Regions from separate parts of the Mus musculus genome. Here region 1 is linked to region 2. The links are chromatin loops, found by intact Hi-C in ENCODE. Cell type or tissue: left cerebral cortex. All regions are shown on one strand. Links, peaks and the distances in the headings refer to the core of each region. The heading gives the core; the rest is flanking DNA.

Region 1 (11,005 bases), core at 2,855-7,854, 220 kb before region 2:
GCTTGGCATTTTTGCTCTGCAACAAATTTACAGAACATGTACTATGAGCCCCCATTTCTCCAGCAATCTTGGGCATTTCTTCTGTGCATCACTTTCTAAGGAAGTCCAGGGTTCTGTTCTTCCCTTTTCAGAGTTCACAAGGCATCTGAAGGGAAGATGTGTGAATACTATGTCTTCTGCAGTTCTTCTATAAACACATGCCTGCTAGACATATCTTCACACTTCTTTGGCTTCCACAATCCTCTGCTGGGCAGACAGGATGTAAGCTGATAGTATGATATAAGCCAAACAAGAAAATTTAATGCAGATAGAGGTTAGTGACATCCAAAATAAAATGAATTGTTAGGAATACTATAAGCCAGTTCATCTTTCCAACCCTTCATGTTGGGGATTTCTTTGCAGCATCAATCTTCACCCTTGCAGAAGCTTGCCAAAATGGCAGGTAGGAGACTGCTCCACTGAGTTTCCCTATTGATTTATACTTTCCACACTTAGATTTACAACTTTCCTTGGGATTATTGAATAAGTCATTGTGGAGCTATGCTTTGGTGCAGGGTAAATTACAGCAGTCTGCAGACTGTATTTACAGTTCAGTCTTCAGTGTTACTAAGGGGACTTTGGGAGGAATTTCAGGTCACTAGCCTCTATTAGTTGTTCATTAGTGTCCAGAAAATCATTTGGAGTGGTATCATTTGTGAGCTGTATGAAAATACAGCTTTCTCAAGGGGGACAAAGGCTATTTAAATGTGATTGGTACTACATAAAAGATAGTCTGAAGCCAGGCATGGCAATGTACACCTGTAATCCCAGACAGCAGGATCAGGAGTTCAAGGTCAACCTTTTTAGGCCAGCCTAAAAGGGAGATCCTCTCTACGAAGTGAAATAGGTAAGAGGGGCTGGAAAGAAAGCTCACTGACTGCTCTTCCAAAGGAACCAAATTCAATCCCCAGAACCCACATGGTAGCTTACAATTGTAATTCTAGCTCCACGGGATCTGACACAGACATGCGTACAAGCAAAACACGAACACACATTTTCTTAGTTAGGGTTTTACTGCTGTGAACAGACACCATGGCCAAGGCAACACTTATAAAGGACAACATTTGGGGCTGGCTTACAGGTTCAGAGGATCAGTCCATTATCATCAAGGCCAGAACATGGCAGCATCCAGGCAGGCATGGTGCAGGAGATGCCGAGAGTTCTACAGCTTCTTCCGTAGACAAACAGGTGAAGAATGGCTTCTAGGCAGCTAGGATGAGAGTCTTAAAGTCCATGCCCACAGTGATTCACCTAGTCCAACCGGGCCACACCCACTCTAACAAGGCCACAACTTCTAACAGTGCCACTCCCTGGGCAAAGTATATACAAACCATCACACTAAATAAGTAAATAAATAAATGTCATTTTAAAAAATAAATTGCATGTTGTACTGGCTAGTTTTGTGTCAACTTGACACAGCTGGAGTTATCACAGAGAAAGGAGCTTCAGTTGAGGAAATGCCTCCATGAGATCCAGCTGTAAGGCATTTTCTCAATTAGTGATCAAGGGGGAAAGCCCCTTGTGGGTGGGACCATCTCTGGGCTGGTAATCTTGGTTCTATAAGACAGCAGGCTGAGCAAGCCAGGTGAGGCAAGCCAGTAAGGAACATGCCTCCATGGTCTCTGCATCAGCTCCTGCTTCCTGACCTGCTTGAGTTCCAGTCCTGACTTCCTTGGTGATGAACAGCAGTATGGAAGTGTAAGTCGAATAAACCCTTTCCTCCCTAAGTTGCTTCTTGGTCATGATGTTTGTGCAGGAATAGAAACCCTGACTAAGACACATGTGAAAAACTGAATCATAATCTAAACACTGTTGGAGGAAATGCCTAGTAAAGTTCTTTTTAATATACATTTTATCTATTATATATTGAAGCATTTTATTAAAACTCAACACAAAGCCATGGTATGGTAGACAAACTGCAAAACTTTTCTAAAACTTTACACTGGCAATATTCTCACCATACTCTTTCATCCCTAATCTTTGTGACTTTGAAGTCTCATAAAGAAGTAATATCTGTTTTCTTTACATCTGTCTGGCTTTGTGAATTGCTGTGGCCAAGAAAATATGTCAGAAAGGACTTGGCTTTCATCACCCCCCTTCAAACCTTGCTGAGATATGAACAAGTCCAGGGGAATCTGCCAAGTGGTGCAAGCCAAATGCCTTGGCTGTTTGCATCACACCAACCAGTGTTCAGCTAACTGCTCACCATGTGAAGGAAACTATTCTAGATCAGCCTGGCCTCAAGGCTAGATCTGGACATGAGCAAAAACTCTTCAGGTAACGTAAGCTGTAGGACAATAGTAAGTTAATATTGGTTTAAGCCACTGAGATTTGGAGTGGTTACTTAAGCATCAGTAGCTAACTTCACTTGTGCCTCTGTTCTGCTTATGTTTTCTGATCTGTCATCTATGGTACAGCTCAGATTTCATTGCTTTGGCCAAAGTGGATGAAATTTGGCATATTCAGAACCTATTAGGGATTCTAGGAACATAAGTTAGCTATGGCCATTGCTCAGTTAATGAGGATAAAGGCGCATTATACATCACATGATTTTGTAGTTAGCATGGGATCTGGTAGAGAGAGGCATTAAGAGATTTTTGTTTTTATTTTTGTTCTTGTTTTTTTTTTTTTTTTTTTTGTAATTTCCAGAAAACTCTAGACTAGCTTTCTCATCACTATGACAAAATGCCTGATATAAAGACTGTAAAAGGAGGAAAAATTTTTTTTAGCTTCAAATTTCACAGGGTTTCATCTCTCCTGGCAGAGAGGGTGTGGCTGAGTAGAGTATATTAAACCACAAGGCAGGAGCCAGTAGCAGGGCCTGTTCATCTTCCTGTAGACCAGTAGTAGACAGACAAGGAAGCTGACCAAATCTTAGAAGGCTGATCCCTAAATGCCTGCTTCCTCCGGGTAGGTCCTGCTAGCTCTCAAACCGTCCAGCAGTGAACATAAGAGCCTTTGGGGACCTTTCCTATTCAGATATAATAACCATGAAAGAGAACAGAAAATATATTTGCACCATCAGATGAGCTGTTACTGATCTGTAATATTTGTTACTCAGTTTGAAATAGAAAGAAATGCTTTTGGGTTGAGCTAACGTTCTCTTTCATCTCTATTTCATCCCCTACCTGCCCTTTTCTCAGAGTTGATATTAGCCTGAGTCTGCAGTATTGTAAGCTCAGATTGTACACATGGAACATGGTACTCGAACTCATCATACTTTTGACATACATGTAGCTGTTTTTTTCTACAGACATCTGAATGTATATATACCTGTCATATATACACATATACATGGTTTTACATACATGCATTTAATTATCCTGATAGCTATTATAGGATAGCCTATCATGGATACAATACCCTCTACTAATCCTTTTGCCCGTGTCTTTCACTAATTCAGCTGTTCTGTCATCTATGGTACAGCTCAGATTTCATTGCCTTGGCCAAAGTGGATGAAATTTTGGCATATTCAGAACCTATTAGGGATTCTAAGAACATAAGTTAGCTACGGCCATTGCTCAGTTAATGTTTACAGAGTCCTTTGTATTCAAACAAACTCAGAAACTGGAATGGCTAGACAAATGCCTGTTTGACTTTCTAGAGTTTCTTCAAAGGCCTGGCTTTAGGAATTCCTTGGTATTTTGTTGAAGGCTGATTTTCTTGCGAGATTTTTTTTTTAAATAAAAAGATTTATTTATTTATGAGTACATTGTAGCTGTCTTCAGACACACCAGAAGAGGGCATCGGATCCCATTACAGATGGATGTAAGCCACCATGTGGTTGCTGGGAATTGAACTCAGGACCTCTGGAAGAGCAGTCAGTGCTCTTAACCACTGAGCCATCTCTCCAGTCCTGAGACATGTTTATAACACAGGAAGATACTAGGAAAATACTTAGATGAAAACTTGACATTTCTTTGAAACATTCACCAAGTTTCTTCATCTTTTCCATCTTACTCCTGGTGTTTTAGGAACAATTAAGTGTGCCTATTTGGTGGTCATCTGAAAATCAGAAGTAACGACAAGAAACGAGAGCAACTGTAAGTTCCCATGAGTAAAGATTAGCAGCAAGGAACTGCTACTTTGCTCACCAACGGGTTCCCAGGGCAATGATTTATTCCTCTTTATGAAAGATGAATTGAGTGGTCATCCAAGGAATACTACCAATATTGTGCTGAGTAGAGGAAACACCACATTGGATCATTTCTGAAGGGGTCTTAGATTTGCTAGTCAGTGAGGCAAAGCAGTTCTCTCCCCCTTGGATTCCTGAGTGGAAAGGTCCAAATTGAAAACCTGTACATTAGGGGCTGGAGAGATGGCTCCACAGTTAAGAACACTTGTCCTTGCAGAAAACCCAGCTTTAGTTCCTGGCACCTACACGGTGACTAATAAGCATCTATAACTCCTGTTCTAGTAGTCTTAAAGCCTTCGTCTGTCCTCTGCAGACACCAGATACATGCAAGGACAGCATTCATACGCATAAAATAGTAATCTTAGAAAGACCCACAAACAGCAAGAAACCTGACTTTTACTGTGCTGAGATATCATATAGAAACATACCATGGTGTACTTTGGCAAAAAAAAAAAAAAAAAAAAAAAAAAAAAAAAAAAAAGCAAAACCAAATTTCCCTCTTAGGAATGAGCAAATTATTCTGGCAGACTGAGCAACAAGTAGCTAAATGACCTTACATTATATATGCCCCTTCTCAAAAGTGAACTAGCATATAAGAATCCTATCCTCATAAATGTTCCTTTCAACAAATTGTATGTACCCTCTGCTCCCGAGGCCGAGCCCAGAAGGGCCAACCATAGCAGGATGATGGCAACACCCCCCCCCTTGCTTTCAATTTGTAAACACATCTGAGAGCCGCCCTCTACTTTTGCATTATGCCAGGTTACATTACAGATCCTCTTAGTTTTCAACACTTATAACTATCTCTGCTGGTTTGCAGAATAATACAGCACATATTTTGTAAAGAAAAAGGCAGAGAAATTAAGCTATTAAAAAACTACACATTGTCCTTATAACTCCCTAGGATAGAAAGGAATGAGAAGGTAGACAGGGTAGTAAGGGATAGAAGTGGGGAGGGGTAGTGTATATGTTCACAGATTTGAAAAAGAAATAAAATGAAAGCAAACAAACAAACATACATCAAGGTTGGGCTTGATGGTGCATGCCTTTAATCCCGGTACTAGGGTGGCCAGGATGTAAACACCTCTATTAGTTCAAGGCTATCCTGGCCTACATAAGTAATTCTGGGTCAGACAGTACTACATGGTAATACCTTAGCTCAAATCATCCCTAATAACAATGATAACCAATAATAAATAAATAAAGTTTGTATTACTGAAGTAAATTCTTTTTTGCTTCCAGAAGTCACTCTTAAAGGAATATCTGATGGTAGTTTCTTTGCTCTTGAGTTTTGGGGAGTGAGGCTCTAGATTTTTAAACATCAGATATATTTTGTGCACTTGAGGGAGTATTTATTTTTATTTAAAGTCTACATTTATTTATTGTATGTATGCACATGTACACACAAACACACACCACTGCAGATGTGAGGTCAAAGGACAACTTTCTGACATCTGTTCTCTTCTTTCAGGGCTTGGTTCCTTATTTCCTGCAGAGCCATGTCGCTGGCCCTCTGGAGGGGAATTTTATAAAGAGATTTCAGATGTTGCTCTTCTTTCAGTGATGATCAAAGGGCTAACAATCCACTTTTTTTCTGCAGCACTCTGGCTTTTCTGAGAATAGCACTCTTGTCTTTTTTGGTTGTTAGCCTAGCATTTAATGGCTGAGCTACCTCTCTAGCCCAGAACAGAACTCTTCAAAGCCCATTTTCTCTTTGCAGGCGTCTGCCTCCACTTTCGGTTTTGATTTGCCAGTAGGGGGCAGTAGGGAAGGAAGGCGGGACAGGAGGCGGGGGCTCATCATGATCTGCTTGCTTGCTTGTGCTGTCTCTGGCGATTACAGTCGCCAATTTTTAACACTTCCTGGACTATCTCCTTAGTAGGCACGAAAAAGCAGCAATAACTCCTCCTCCTCTAATATGAGTCTGGGGCTTGAGTCTCTCTCCTCAACTCCTGGTCTAGCAGCTGGCCCGCACGCCCTCTCCATAGGCTTAACAGGAAGAACTGGTTTGCAAGCCAGATTGCTTTCTGCACACATTTTCATTCAGCCTTCTTTCAAAAACTCCTGTATTAACTACCCGTAGTCTTTACTGATTTTGACGCTGACTCAGGAATGCCTCCTCTTTAAATACTAGGTCCACACAGGTTGTGCCAGAATCATTCTGCGGACACGACCTCTAGAAATTCTGTTTCTGTTTAAGCTTTCTAAAACGAACTGCAAAACTTTTAATGTTTTTATTTCCCTACTTCCGAGAGAGTTGGCTTGGGATCATTCAGAAGCTAAAAGTTTGAAGCAGATCGACTTTGAAATCCAGACCCTTGGTCCTTTTTGAAGTTTTATGATTTTTTTTTTCAGTTCCCTGGAAGATTATGGGATTTCGAAAATCCTTTACTTCTCACTGCTGGGAGTACAGGTTGGGCGGTCATCCCCAGCCTTTTGTTATGTCTTTTCTTTCCCTCAAGAAATTAGCTCTTGGGTTTACAAATAATACTACACTTTTCTGTTTTCTAACATTTATTTTTATGCTTTAATTATTCCCTTCATCCTACTGAGACACATTTTTCTAAAGATGCAAAGATAATTAATATCCTTTTAGGTAACCATTCTCTCTTTCTCTTAAAATAACAGGCATCCAGTGTTGCGATTCAAAAATACAAAGGCAAACTAAAAGGCAGACATATCAAAGCACAAATAAAAAGAGAGTCAAAGCCATCCATTATCCAATTGCTATAGCTGGCCACTGGAATCTGGCACATTTCCTTATAGTGTCCAATTTCGAAAGCAAATTAAAATTAAGTTCTCAGCTGTAAAAATTTATTACATAAAATTTACCAGATTAACTTTTTCCTTTTTTAATTTTTAGATCTAAATACTTTACTTTCTATGTATGAATGTTTTGCCTGCATGCTAGCTTGATTCCCTGGAATTAGACATGATTGTGAACCTCATGCAGGTGAGGAGAATCCCAGGTCCTCTGCATGTTTATTTGTTTTGTATAAGATAGAGTCTCAAGAACCCTATGCTGACCTTGAACTTATTACATATTGGAAAATGACTTTGAACTTCTGATTTTCTTGATTCTCCCTTGAAGGTGAATTAAAGGTCTGCCTCATCATGCCTGGCTTCCCATTATCATTTGTTTTTTCTTTTTTGTTTTTTTTTAATTATTACTGTGTGTATGTGGGGGCAGGAAGGGGTACAAACCATAAGGCCTGTGTGTTGATCAGAGGACAACTTGGCAATGGTGCTGGGTCTCTCCTTCCACTGAGTGTGACTTCTAAGAAACAAATGGAAGTTATCAGGCTCGCATCTCTGCAAGTGTCTTTACCCAGTGAGCCATCTAACTGGCCTCCCCAATTAGCATTTTAAGTGTATAGTTAAATATATGGAGCAAATCATTAGAACTTTTCCCTCTAGAACATCTCAAAGTTTTTTCATAGAAACAAAACCTTTTAATTTTCTACACTTCCCAGCATTTGTCAAACACTAGTGTACTTTATCTCTATCAATGTGGCTATACTGTGGACCTCCAATAAGTGGAACTCTGCAGCATTTGTCTTTCTGTGTCTCAATTATTTCTCTTAGCATAATGTATTTAAGAGTATTTATGCTGTAGCATGTGTTGGAATTTCTTCCTCTCTTAAAAGGAACAAAATACCGATGAAAGGAGTTCAGAGATAAAGTTTGGAGCTAAGAGGAAAGGATGCACTATCCAGAGACTACCCCACCGGGAGATCCATCCCATAATCAGCCACCAAACCCAGACACTATTACATATGCCAGCAAGTTTTTGATGAAGTGACCCTGGTATATCTGTCTCTTGTGAGGCTATGCCAGTGCCTGGCAAATACTGAAGTGGATGCTCACAGTCATCTATTGGATGGAACACAGGGCCCCCAATGGAGAAGCTAGAGAAAGTATCCAAGGAGCTAAAGGGGTCTGCAACCCTATAGGTGGAACAACAATATGAACTGATCAGTACCCCCAGAGCTCATGTCTCTAGCTGCATATGTAGCAGAAGATGGTCTAGTCGGCCATCATTGGAAAGAGAGGCCCCTTGGTATTGTAAACTTTATATGTCCCAGTACAGGGGAATGCCAGGGCCAAGAAGCGGGAGTGGGTGGGTAGTGGAGCAGGGTGGGGGGAGGATATAGGGAACTTTCAGGAAAGCATTTGAAATTTGAAATGTATATAAAGAAAATATCTAATAAAAAATTGTGAAAAAAAAAGGAAGACCATATTGTTTTTCACTTACTTGCCGGTTGATATTTAGGTTGTTTCTGCTTTTTGGCTATTATTATTAAGAGAAATACTGCAATAAACATTAATATGCAAATATCTGTTGAGATCCTTTTGACTAGGTGGTAGTAGTTGTAGGCCAGCCATTTTTGGTTTCCTAAGTCATTTCCTGGTTTGTTTACTATGTAATAAGGCAAGTCTATTGGAGGGAAAAATGCTTTCTTCAAAGGAGAAGTGTTGAAACCCTTGACCACTGAGACAGCAAGTTAAAAAGAATCTAGCCCAGCATTTAGTTTATATTGTGCGTGTTGTTGTTGCTCAATGTGTTGGCCCTTTCTGAGATTATTCTCCATATTTTATGTCTGGTCTAGGAGGGGCAGCTTTCCTCCAGTGGCTCACACTGCCATCCAAACATGGTGAAATTTCTTGATTTTATGTTATAAAATGATTAAATTGTGTTTTCCTAGGACTACTTTTAAATAGCTTTTTGAAAGTTGGGAAATATTAAATGGAACACAAAAACCTTAAGGTGAATTCCTTTATGGCTATGCAGTGACATACTCGGTGATTTAAAAGAGCAGTGATTGATGCTCCTCACTCTGTCAATTGCACTAAGCCAGAAAGTTCCACCTAGAGTGTTCAGGCCCTAGACACTTCTATGGCTGCATCCTACCTGGGAGCTCATATGGATCTAGGACTTCAAAGATGGCTTTATCAAAGACTGGAATTAGGCCTGGGGTGTGCAGGCCTTGCAAAGCTACTATCAGGAGATAACAACCTTTCCACGGGGTGATTTGAGGATCTAACACAGAGGCTCTCAATCTGTGGGTCATGACCCATTTGGGGGATGGAGAATCAGATAGGCTGCATATCAGACATTTACATTTACAATTCAAAACAGTAGCAAAATTACAGTTATGAAGTAGCAATGAAAATGATGTTATGATTGGGGGTCACCACAACATGAGGAACTGTATTAAAGGGTCACAGCATTAGGAAGAACCATTGTTGTAAGAGAAGTAGAAGTCTCTAGGCATCTTCTAGCACCTTCTCATGCCAAAGCAAGTCATAAGACCACACTAGATTCAAGAGACAGAAAATAAATTGATAATGAGAATGGATTTCTTAGAATCTACCAAAATGTAATCTAATTCACAAAAACAAAGCAATAGACACTGAACTTTATAGGTGTTTATTCATTTGTGCCACAGTAATAGGATAAAATAAAATGTCTACTCAGTCAGCAATTGTCTTCTGGAAAGAGCTGGTAATAAGTATTTTGAGCCATGCAGTCCCTCTCCCAACTAGTCAAGCTCTGCCATTGTATGACAGCAGATGTGGAGAGTAGGTAAGCAAATAGATAGAATATGAAGCTCAGCTGAATCTGGTGCTCACGTGGAACAATCCTTACCTAGTGTGCTCCAAGCTTTGGGTTCCATCCGGAGGACTGAATAAGCTAAACCTGCTGCTTCACATCTGTTATTCCAACACCCGGGAAGGTTGAGCTCATCCGCAGTTACATGGCATGGCCATAGACAACTTGAATGAACTGTGTGAGATGCTGCCTCAAAATAAATAAACAAATAAAATTTTATTTACAACAGCAGGTGTCAGGCAAGGTATGTCCTGTGAATTGTGTTTTACTGACATCTGCTCTAGAAAAAAAACAATAGTGCTTTGACTGTGTTCTAAATGTATTGAAAATTGATTATGTAGGATGGAGATTTCAGATTCTAATAATACTACCATAAGCTATCCAAAACCAAGGTTAAGATGGTAGTGGACATATACTGAGCTTGTGTGTATGTGTGTGTGTACTAATCATGCCATACTAACAGCAGTAGGCAGCCAGCATTCTATCTCCGTGTTTGTTTAAGTACCATTGCCTTTTTAGAGCCTATAAAATCACTTACTGTCCAGGGAGAAAGGATAGCTAATAATATAAAATCCTATTTGGGAAGCAAAGGCAGATAGTGGGGTGGTTGATATTTGCAAAATGCATTTACTAGCTTTATCTTCCCCGACTCCAAATATTTGCTCTCTTGAGTTCTGAATAAGGAATCAAAGAGAAAGTCACAATTTCAAACCCTTCTTGACCACTTTTGGTAGTTATTGCTTTTCTTTTCTTTTTTCTTTTTTTGACCTCTGTGCTTTGTTGAACTCGTAAAATCTCATATTTCATCCCTGAAACTTTAGCACTGTATGAGATCATTTTTCCCTTGCAAATGAGACACCAGAATAGAAATTCTCTTTCATCTTGCTGCTTCATTCTTCTTAGGTGTTAAATGACAGGTACTAACAGTGTGTCAGAACAAAGGTGAAAATGCTACCTTTGGTGGTAATGTCATTGTATTTTCAGCCTGCTGCCTCGGCCAGGCTATCACCTCCAGCCTAGAGAGGGAGGGACTTCGAGCCTCAGGCTCTGGTCTCCCAGGAGCACAGCTTTTTACAAAGTATTTGTTGCACATGTGTGAAGGGATTTGGTTCTCCTCCCTTGGGGATTTTGGTCCACAAAGCTCATGCAGGATTAAAATAGCACTGGGCATTCAGGGTCTCGAGCAAACAACTGTGATCTGAAGACAGGAAAATTCT
Region 2 (11,005 bases), core at 2,506-7,505:
TCTTTTGTGTTTTCATCCAATTATAAGTAATTCTATATGAAAGATATGATAATTTGACAGACATTAAGTTGCTATTTTATTCATCTTGGACCAGTATAATAAAAGATCATAGACTGTGTGGCTTAAATGGCATGCATTTCTCACAGTTCTAAAGTCTGTAAGTCAATGGGTCAATATAACAACATATTTTGTTAACATTGAGAATATCTGTCCTGAATCTCAGACAGCCACCTACTCACTAAAGCATCATGTGGCCAACTCCATCATAAGAACACTGTCCCATCAAATATGACTAAAAAGAAGAAAAGCAGAAAAGAAGAACACTGTCCCATGGCTTGGGAAGATTGTTATTCAGCGATTAACAATCATGTTTCAGTGATATTTGTTACATAATTCTCATTTGAAAATCTCCTTTGTGGCTATTGTCATTAGGAACAGGAATCACTCTCTTATGATGAAATTAGAATTTCAATAGCAATGGCTTCTTATTGTCTTTTCATTCACCATGAGATAGAAGACCTAGAAGACAAGAAGCCAGAAGACTGAAAACTGAGGCTGAGACATTTGAGCTGCCTGTGGGTTTTAGGAAGTATGAGGATTCTGGACCTGTTTTAAATGGAGTCCTCACACAATTGGTGGATTTTAAGAGTGACTTTTCTTGGTTCTGCAACAAAATTTGTGACCCACCTCCAACAAACAAACAAACAAACAACAAAAACAATAACAATAAAATAAAACCTGAAGGAAGGAAGTTTGTCATCCAATCTATCATGGAGAGAAAGGGATGACTAGCTGCTCATACTATATCTGCAATTAGGAAGCTGAGAGCTGATCCCAGGGGCTCGTTTCCTCTGGTAACACTCCTCCTCCTAAAACTTTCATAGACTTCGAAAATACCATCATTATCCAGCTGGGGACCTAGTTTTCAAACACCGCAGCTTATGGAAGATCTTTCACATTCAAGCCACAGCACTGCTGAATAACTATGATACGTTAATCTTCACTATCAACTTGGCTGGACTTGAAATCACATAGGACACATATGTCTAGGTGTGTATTTCCAGAGGCAGTCTATCCAGGAGAGAAGAACCTTCCTGGTTGGATTCTTGAGTAAATAAAAAGAGCACTCTGTTTCCACTCATGGCTTTCTGGTCATGACTTTCCTATCATAGCAGAGTATATCTTTCCTCACACAATGAGCCAGATAAACCCTTTCTAACTCAAATTGAAATTGTTATGTATGTTCTCACATCAACTAGAAAGGTAACTAGTTTAATAACTGTATGATATAGATCACAGGTAACTGAAAGGATTTTTTTTTTTTTTTTTTTTTTTTTTTTTTTTTTTTTTTGTAAAACATTGGAAGAAAGCATGGCAGAAGAAACTGGCCACCAGCAATGACTACTGAACACTTTCTACATCTTTCTATTAAATGTGAAATGCTGGAAAGATGAAGCCACATGTGTTTATGTGTCCGTATCAAACATAGATTATAACTACCACTCAGATTATGCTGTTGAACTTTCCTAAATGATAGTATTTTCAGTTCAATATGTATGCTAATATATCTTTAGTGAAGATAAAATTGAGTAAAATTTTGGTTTCAAAGTGAATTAAAGCAGCTTGAATTTGCATACAATGCAAAGTTCTTGAGCCAGATGATCAAAATAGCCATTGCAGCTGTGCAATACTAATGAAGTACAAGGAATCCCATTTTCACCTCTTTCTAGCCCTGTTTTCTCTTTCTCAATTTAAGCCAAAATAACAAATCTAGTTCTCTCAAATTCTGTCTTTTAAATTCCATCCTTTCTTGTTTGAAGTCAAGGCATTTAATTAAAAAAGTAAAGTCACTGAGTTATTACAAATGTAACGTATAATCAAAATTTACCCCTACAACCCTAACCTTACTCTTTAGCTATAAAATGGCTCTATCTCCTCCTTTTTCTCCTCTCCTCTCCCTCTCTTCTTTAGTGACTATTATTTTAAAGTCTGTGCTACTGCATTTTAACACAGTCCATGTCTGATTTTGAGAATATTGTGTAAAATTTCAGGATATTGTGAAAGGATTTCCAATTTACTATGAAAGACCCCCACCTTTTGCATCCTTTGCTTTCAACAGACAATGCAAGTGTTTCCCATCTTCCCATCTAGTGAAAGCATTTCCACTTTTACTTTTTTGTGCTCTCTCTCTCTCTCTCTCTCTCTCTCTCTCTCTCTCTCTGGATATGTATGTGTATAAGTGCACTCACCCATGTATGTGAGTGTAAAGGCATAGGTTGATCCTAGGCATCTTCCTCTATTACTCTATACCTTACTTATATGTTTGTTTTTCAAGACAAGGTCTCTCTGTGTATTCCTGGTTGTTCTGTAGCATGCTCTGTAGAACAGGCTGGCCTTGAACTCACAGAGATCCATCGCCTAAGTTTTGGAATTAAAGGCAGGAGCCACTAGGTATCACCTTAATTTTTTTGAGGAGGGGTCTCAGTGAATGCAGAGCTTATCAATTTACATATACTGGCTGGGTAGTGAGTTCCAGAGATCTACTTGTCTTGACCTCTCCAGTTGTTGGGGTTACAGGTATGTGTTACTACACTCAAATATTATATGGATGCTGAAGGATCAGAACTGAGGTTCCCATGCTGACATGGGAAACACTCTACACACTGATCCATCTTTCCAGGACCAGTGTCTATGTCAAGAGCCTTCCCTGGTGAAGGTAAACTTCATTAAGTGACACCTTACTGGGAGGATCACTATCACTTTCATTGCAACTGCCCATTTGCTCTTGATCCAAGTTGGCTTGAAGGGCAAGGAATATTATTAGGAGCTTAGCCATAAGTAGACAAGAGCCTGACGTGGGTTTTAAGTTGTCATTCTATCTTGTCCTGCCTCCATGGAGTCAAGTGGGTTTACACAATTAACTCTAAAAAATATCGAGTTTCATGTCTTTCACCATTCTCAGGAAGCAAACCAGAATTGATTGTGCATCAGCCTGGACCTCAGCATCCCATGGGAGGCCAATATTCATCAGCCATCCTTCAGGATCAACAGAGACAATCCAAGGACAAAGCCATTACTTATCTTTGGATCGCTTTTCTCATTTTTATGTTAGGACTTGGACATGTTGACCGTCCACCTTACATTTACATTTTATTTTCTCATTCAATTAATTAATTATATTTTTGAGACACAGTCTCACTATATAGCCCTAGATAACCTCGAACCCATTGCACAGATCAGACTGGCCTTAAATTCACAGAGATCCACCCATCTCTGTTTCCCAAGTGCTGGCAGATGTCCAGGCCTGGCTGGGTTTCCTTTTTAATGAGACAATAGTATCATTGTCTTGTAGAAAATAAATATTATTTTGGTGATAACAGAAATCACTCTTCAAATAACAAGGTTATGCCTTTGTATTACTTTCTATAGTAGGCTTACTTGGTTGAATCCAGGGTAACATTTCTGATTCTCTTTTGGCACCAGACAAAGCTCAATTTTATGTAGGCAGTAATATGTGCATCCCCAGGGTATGAGTCTAAATCAATGCTCTAAACTGATACATTAAGTCAATGTGTGACAATTCCATTTCCTTTGACAAATATGTTCCTTTTTTGGCCCTTCTTACAAAGTAGGTAGCCTCATGATTCTTGACCAACGAGAGGGTAGGACTTTGACAGAACAGCCTGGAAATGCATTTATTTACTTTTGGTCTGCCTTAGGTATCCCAGTTTCTGGTATTTTTTTTTCCATTTGTTCAGATTGTATAATTCAGTTATCTAGTTCAAGTTTGCAGACTTATGTCCTGTACCAATTCTGCTACCAGTCATTCTCAGCCTTCCTAATGCTTCAGCCCTTTAATATAGTTCTTCATGTTGTGGTGACCTGACTATAAAATGAGATTTTGTTTCGACTTCATAGCTGTAATTTTGCTCCTGTTATGGGTCACAGTGTAAATATTTTTTGGAGATAGAGGTTTGCCAAAGGGATCACAATGCACAGGTTGACAACCAGTGAGTTTTAGCTTTTGCACTTTTCAACATCATTTTCATCTGCTCATTTTTAATACCATTTCTGTTATTATATTCATAGTGCCCAATCACTGATAGTCATTATAGTTAAAAAGTCTCAGAGAAACCTACCTTCCCTTCATTTTTATTTATTGATTGGTTATTTTATTTTCCATTTGTGAGTGTTTTGCTTGCATGTATGTCTGAGCAACACCAGCATGTCTGGTGCCTGAGGAGGCCAGAAGAGGGTGTTGGATTCCCTGGAACTATATGGGTACCGGAAATTGAAAGGGAGCTCTGTGCAAAGAAGGCTCTTGACCACTGAACCCTTCTCTCCAACTCTCCCTTTGAATTTTAAAACACCTTGATAATAACTGTCTTGAAAGCTGCTGAATCCAGGTATTAGATCTGTTCAGGGCCACTAATTTGGTGATCTTAAAACCCCCTTTGTTGTGTTGATTAAGAATTACACTGTCCTGCTATTTTCTTGTTAAAATGGACTTTGAAAGGTGAATATTTTCATTTTGGGTTTTCTGCTGGATGGGTGTTCTAGTACAAGTGGGTACTGGTGAGGGCTACAGACTAATGACTTTCCAGTCTTTATGGGGGGAAGGAGGGAAAGGAGAGGAAGAGGGAGAGGGAGGAGAGGGAGGAGAGGGGAGAGTAACTTCATGAAAGAACTTTCTGAAGCCTGTTTTATAAGGGCTTTGTTCTATTCATGAGACCATTACCCCCAAGTTATAATTATCTGCTGAAGGCCCCAATCTACCTTCAAATACGAATATATTGGCAGTTTGGATTTGAACATATGGATTTGGTGGGGGGATACAAACATTTTGTCCATTGTAAAATATTGTACAAACTATGGACTCTGAGCAATTCTCCATAAAGGTTGTATGTGATGATTTTTTTCTTTTGGTTTTGTTTGTTGACCTGCTCTCCATCCATATAGAATTAGTTCTACTCTTGCTTCAGTCCCCAGGTTGTGAACTGGGATAACTGCTGTTTCATTTTTGTTTATCTTCTTGTTTTGTCGTAAACTTGAGTTCCTTCGACTTAATTAACCTCTGCTCTCTGCTCTTTCAGAAGGCTTTTACCCTCTGCTGACAGATTAGGGTGTGAGCATAGGCTCACCCTCCACTTTGGAGCAGTTGTCAGTATTGAATTATTTCTCATAGGTTATCTTCTCATTTGCAAGCAGTCTCTTTAGGGCCCCCACTACCCCGGATCTCCAATTCCAAATTCTTCCCGTTACTTTTCTGGCTTTCCAGCTGGTATACAAATCCAAGTGCAATACAGAGCTGAGGATAGTCCCCTTTTGCTTCCTGTGGAATCTGTTATTTTTACTGGCAGCACAAGTCTCACAGAGGCCTTTTGCCTCTGCTCCTAATCAATATAGCTCCATCTAGCGGCAAATTTGATTTTACACTGTTAGCTCACTAGACTAAGAAACAGTACCACTTTCCTGATAAGCCAGGTGGGTGGATAGGACTCTCTCTCTCTCTCCATCTCTCTCTCTCTCTCTCTCTCTCTCTCTCTCTCTCTCTCTCTCTGTGTGTGTGTGTGTGTGTGTCTGTGTGTGTCTGTGTGTGTCTGTGTGTCTGTGTGTGTTTCTGTGTGTCTCTCTGTGTGTCTGTGTTTCAATAAGGCCCCCAACATCACTATTTCACTCAGGTTTACTAGTTCTTCATGAGTAAGTATATCTAAAGTTGTCTATCCCTACTTTGTTTTGCGAGTCTTAAAATGACTATTATTGGCAATTTTGTCTAGTTTTTATAATTTTGGGGGGAAGAGATTTCCTGACTGCTTTATTCTGATGTTTTTGACAGTCTTTATTTTATATCTAATATTATCTTTTGCTATTAAGTACTTCATTACTACAATAATTGTGCTTGGTTATGACACATAGTCCTTTTATAAATTGCCATGTTTAATTAAATTAATTATTTTATTTTATTTAATTTTTGAGGCAAGATCTCAAGAAGTAAAGGCTAGTATGGAACAGCTACCTAGACCATGCTGCCCTGGAATACCTGACCTTTACATTTCTACTTCCTAAGTAGTATAACATACAGACCTATACCACCAAATCACAGCATTATAACTTCACTGATTGATGGATTTCTTTACTGACAATGTCATTCTATGTAATCCTGGTTTGCTAGCCTTGACCTCACTGGGTAGACCAGGAAGCCTAACTAAACTTGTAGTAATTGAAAGATTACTACGCCATCCCAGTACTGGGATTACAGTCATGTTCCATCACAGCCAGCATATTTTCCTACTTCATCTTGTGATGTTTCAACAAGGACTTCCCTGTATGTGTCCATACATGGTACTGTATTCTAGTTTTATTTTCGTATATCTTTGAGTTGGTCTCCCTTCTCTCATGGATCATTGGCCAGTTTGGTCCACAAAGGCAATAGAAGCAGAAATGTCAAATGTAGGGGTTGGAAGCTCTATGAGTATGTATGCAAATAACCAAACTGGAACTAGCTATCAGGAGGCAGATCAACTTTACTTAGGGTGATTGAAGGCTTATAAATTATTGGGGGATTGAGGGTAGTAATATTCAAGATGGGCAAAGGTCATTGGCTGGGGGCCTAGGGTATCTGAAATGCCTCATTAGCATGGGGAAGCATTTCAGGAATCTCAGGTGCTAGCTGAGCAGGTTTTATCAGGAGAAAAGAAATTGAACCTGTAATCTAACTAAGGCTATTTGACATGCCTCAGGTAGAGGCATCTGTGGGGGCTTAAAATTCCCCAGACAAGGTCAGAGAGGGAGAAGCCCTGATAATGAAGGGAATCTCCCATATTTCACCTAGCCCAGAGGTTATTTGGTCAAGGTGATCTTCGACCTTAATTAGCAGAGTTTTCCCACATTTTTGTTTTGGTATCTGAGTAGTGCTTATTTAATAAAATTAATTGGCTCTTAGGTTTTCTGGAAAACTTTGTATATAATTGGTCTTATTACTTTGTTACCAGAGTCCCCAACAGAGAGATTGTCTATTATGCGTAAGAGTCCTGACAGCTTATTTTGGGCTCTTTGTTAGTCTAGTCCAGAGGTCAGCAAGTACTTTCTGTGCAGAGATAAATGATCAATAAGGTCGAACATGCAGTCTGTATTTCAACTAGTTGATTTTGCTATTGTACTGCAAAAGCAACCATAGACAGTATGTGATACAATAAATACAACTTTGTGTCAATAAAACTTTATGAAAACAGATGGTAGCTCTAATTTGACCTATGGGTTGTAATTTTAAGAAACATTATTTCTGGGGTTGTCGGATGGCTCAGGTTAAAGGGAATCTGACACCCTCTTTAGCCTTTTGTGATTATTAGGTATGGATGTGGTACACAGGCATTTATGCAGTCAAGATACCCATACACATAAACATAATAAAAATTTTAAATATTTTTATATTTCTTTTGGCCTTTACTTTGAAAGTTTTAGTGATGTTGGGTTAGCCTCTCTGCTTTATATGTAGCTCAGCTTTGGGAAGTGACCCTTCAAAATAGCAACTGATGCTTTTATCCTCCTTAGTGATCAAAATGAGATCATTTACAGGAAATATATTTAGCTCCCTGGCTTCTATCTAAGTGATCAACACAATGAACAGACAGTTTTAGCAGACTCCTGCTTTCATAAGTTAGCTAGCAAATAGTTTTTTTGGAATAATAAACACATAAAAGAAACATAGAGGCTCAAATCTCTCCCTGGACAAAAATGCCTCTGACAGATGAGTCTGCTGGTCTCAAAAGCTACTGAACTTCTCTCATCCTGGGGAGAAAAAAATATCCTACTTGTACATGGTGACAAAACAAGATTTGGAGATTTGCCTGTGGGTGACCTTTTTCTTAAAACAGACAACTTTTAGAAACCCCATCAATACTTTCAATTTTTAAAAATATGCAGAAGCACTTTGCTGTCTGACCACAATTGTAGGACATGAGAACTAATGGCTGCCTTTGATATTTATAGAAGAATAAATAAGATTATGGTGGGGAATGCAGTGGTAGCTTTTTTTGTTGTTGGTTTGTTTGTTTTGTTTTGTTTTGTTTTGTTTTGTTTTCCGAGACAGGGTTTCTCTGTGTAGCCCTGGCTGTCCTGGAACTCACTTTGTAGACCAGGCTGGCCTCGAACTCAGAAATCCACCTGCCTCTGCCTCCGAAGTGCTGGGATTAAAGGTGTGCGCCACCACTGCCCGGCTCAGTGGTAGCTTTTTACAGACAATAGCAAATATGAACCAGAATGTATAGATTGACAGTTCTTCTCCACAGAATGGGATAGAGAGTTACAGTTTTATAAATTTATTTCTTTTAATTCTGAGAACAATGCTGACTATTCCCAGTATAGACACCAAGAAGGTACAATTAAACTGGGCATGGTCATGAACCCTGCCAGGAGCATCCAGTGTGTGTGTGTATGTGTGTGTGAGTACTAAAAGTCCAGCCTTCAGGGTCAACCTACGTAGTACTTTTGATGCCACCTTGGTGTACATGAGACACTGTGCCAAAAAATACTTTGTGTGTGTGTGTGTGTATGTGTGTGTGTGTGTGTGTGTGTTTGTATGCACACATATAGTAATAAAATAAATATCTAAACAAAAGGGGTGGCAAAATGGCTTACTGAGTAAAAAAAGCTTTTTGCACAAGCTTAAAGACTTTAATTCAATAATCTGAACTCAAATAAAGGTAGAAGGATAGAACACCACCTCCAAAGTTGTCCTCTGACCTCCATATGCACTGTGGCATGTATATGTTTACACTTACATCATGCAACCATACATACACCCACACATACTCATGCACTCACCCTTAAGTTAACTGTTTAACTAAAGTTAAAAATGTTTCAATTAACAAAAATTTTTTCGTATGATATATTCTGATCATAGTTTTTCCTCCTCCACTTCTTTCCAGATTATCTCCACCCAACCAACATCCAACTTCACAATGCCCTTAATTTCTTTATGAAAAAAAAAAAAAACAGGGAAAAAAAAGAAGAACTACATACACTCATACACAGGCACACACAAATACACACAAAACCCCATAGAAACACAAAGTCATAAATCATAATACACAAGCCAAAATAAAACCAAAAACAAATTTAAAAAACCCAAGAAGATGGAAAATGCCCAAGCAAAGCAATATGAGACAAAGAGTAGACAAAAATACTTTTGAGTTAATTTTGTGTTGACAGTCTACTGCTGGGCATGGGTCCTATTCTCAAGTGTAGAGCATTTCTTAAGTGTTAATTAGCCATTTTTGTTTCATCTATGGAGAATTCTCTTTAGTTATATCCTCCATTTTCAATTGAGTTATTTGGGGATTTGATATCTAGTTTCTTGAGTTCTTAATATATTTTTAATATTAGTCCTCTATTTGATATGTAGCCATTCTGTAGGCTGCTGTTTTCTCTGATTGACAGTGGCCTTTGCCTTAAAGAAGAATTTCAGTTTCATGAGGTCCCATTTATTAATTGTTGATCTTAGTGCCTGTACTAAGATCTATTCTGTTCAGAAAGTCTTCTCTTGTGGCAATGAGATCAAAGCTATTCCCCAACTTCTATCAGATTCAGTGTGTTTGGCCTTACATTGAGGTCTTTTGGAGTTGAGTTTTGTACAGAGAGATAATTATAGATCTATTTGGATTCTCCTATGTGCAGCCATCCAGTTTGACCAGCACCATTTGTTGAATATGTTGTCTTTTTTTCTACTGTGTATTTCTGTTTTAAGAATTAGGTATCAGACATTTATGGATTTGTTTCTGGGTTTTCTATTCAATTTGTCTGTTTTCATGCCAATAACATGCTGTTTTTTTATTATGGTAGCTCTGTAGTACAATTTGAGATCAGAGATGGCGATACCTCCAGCTATTCTTTTATTATTCAGTTTTTTTTGTTTGTTTTTTTTTTTTTTTTTTGTCTTTTTGAGCCAGGCTTTCTCTACGTGGCCTTAGATGTCCTTGAACTCACTGTATACCAGGCTGGCCCCAGACTCACAGAGATCCATCTGCCTCTGTATCTCAAGTGCTGAAATTAAAGATGTGTACTATCACTGCTGGTATTGTTTTACCTATTCTCCCTTCCCCTCTCTCTTTCTCTGCTTCCATATAAACTTTAAAATTTCTCTTTGAATTTCTCTGAAAAATTTAATTTGATCAGGATTGCCTTGTATTTGTAGATAGCTTTGGTAAGATGGGCATGTTCACTATATTAATCCTCCCATCCATGAACATGGCAGATTTTTCCATCTTCTGATGCCTTCTTCAATTTTATTTTCCAATGTTTTAAAGTTTTTGTTATATAAATATTTCACTTGCTTGGTTAGAATTATCCCAAGATATTATTATATTTTTCTCTTCCTCCTTCTTTGAGGCTACTGTGAAAGGTATTGTTTCTTTGATTTCTTTCTCAGTCCATTTGTCATTTTTATATTAGAAAGCTACTGAGTATTTGTGTGTTCATTTTGTATCCAGCTACTTTTCCAAAAGTGTTTATCACCTGTAAACTATGTTTTGTGTTTATGTATACTATCTTCTCACGTATGTATTATATCATCTGCAAGTAAAGATACTTTTACTTCTTTCAATCCAATTTGTATACTGTTTATCTCCTTCAGTTGCTTATTGCTCTAGCTAAGAGTTCAAGGGCTATTTTGACTAGGTATGTGTGCTGGCTAGTTTTGTGTCAACTTGACACAGCTGAGTAATCACAGAGAAAGGAGCTTCAGTTGAGGAAATGCCTCCATGAGATCCAACTGTAAGGCATTTTCTCAATTAGTGATCAAGGGGGAAATGTCCCTTGTGGGTGGGACCATCTCTGGGCTGGTAGTCTTGGTTCTATAAGAGAGAAGGCTGAGCAAGCCAGGGGAAGCAAGCCAGTAAGAAACATCCCTCCATGGCCTCTGCATCAGCTCCTGCTTCCTGACCTGCTTGAGTTCCAGTCCTGACTTCCTTGGTGATGAATAGCAATGAGGAAGTGTAAGCCGAATAAA

The links. Peaks named below come from ENCODE experiments on the same cell type or tissue, not always from the same donor. Only the 100,000 strongest peaks of a DNase experiment are listed, where the experiment ranks them.
Region 1: it touches region 2 in a loop (3-fold over the local background); 5 of 42 quality-filtered maps call a loop at or near these places.

Annotation. Positions count from the first base shown.
Region 1 is chrX:168,634,815-168,645,819 of GRCm38, reverse strand. No RefSeq gene overlaps it. Among named protein-coding and RNA genes, the nearest start is that of Gm39550, 16 kb to the right of the region's middle. In left cerebral cortex, for the core only: a CTCF peak has its summit at 5,922 (motif pointing right); a DNase peak (open chromatin) is centred at 5,967; H3K4me3 peaks cover 937 bases; H3K27ac peaks cover 301 bases.
Region 2 is chrX:168,410,009-168,421,013 of GRCm38, reverse strand. It overlaps a transcript of Frmpd4 not described here. Among named protein-coding and RNA genes, the nearest start is that of Gm39550, 210 kb to the left of the region's middle. In left cerebral cortex, for the core only: a CTCF peak has its summit at 5,404 (motif pointing left); a DNase peak (open chromatin) is centred at 5,395.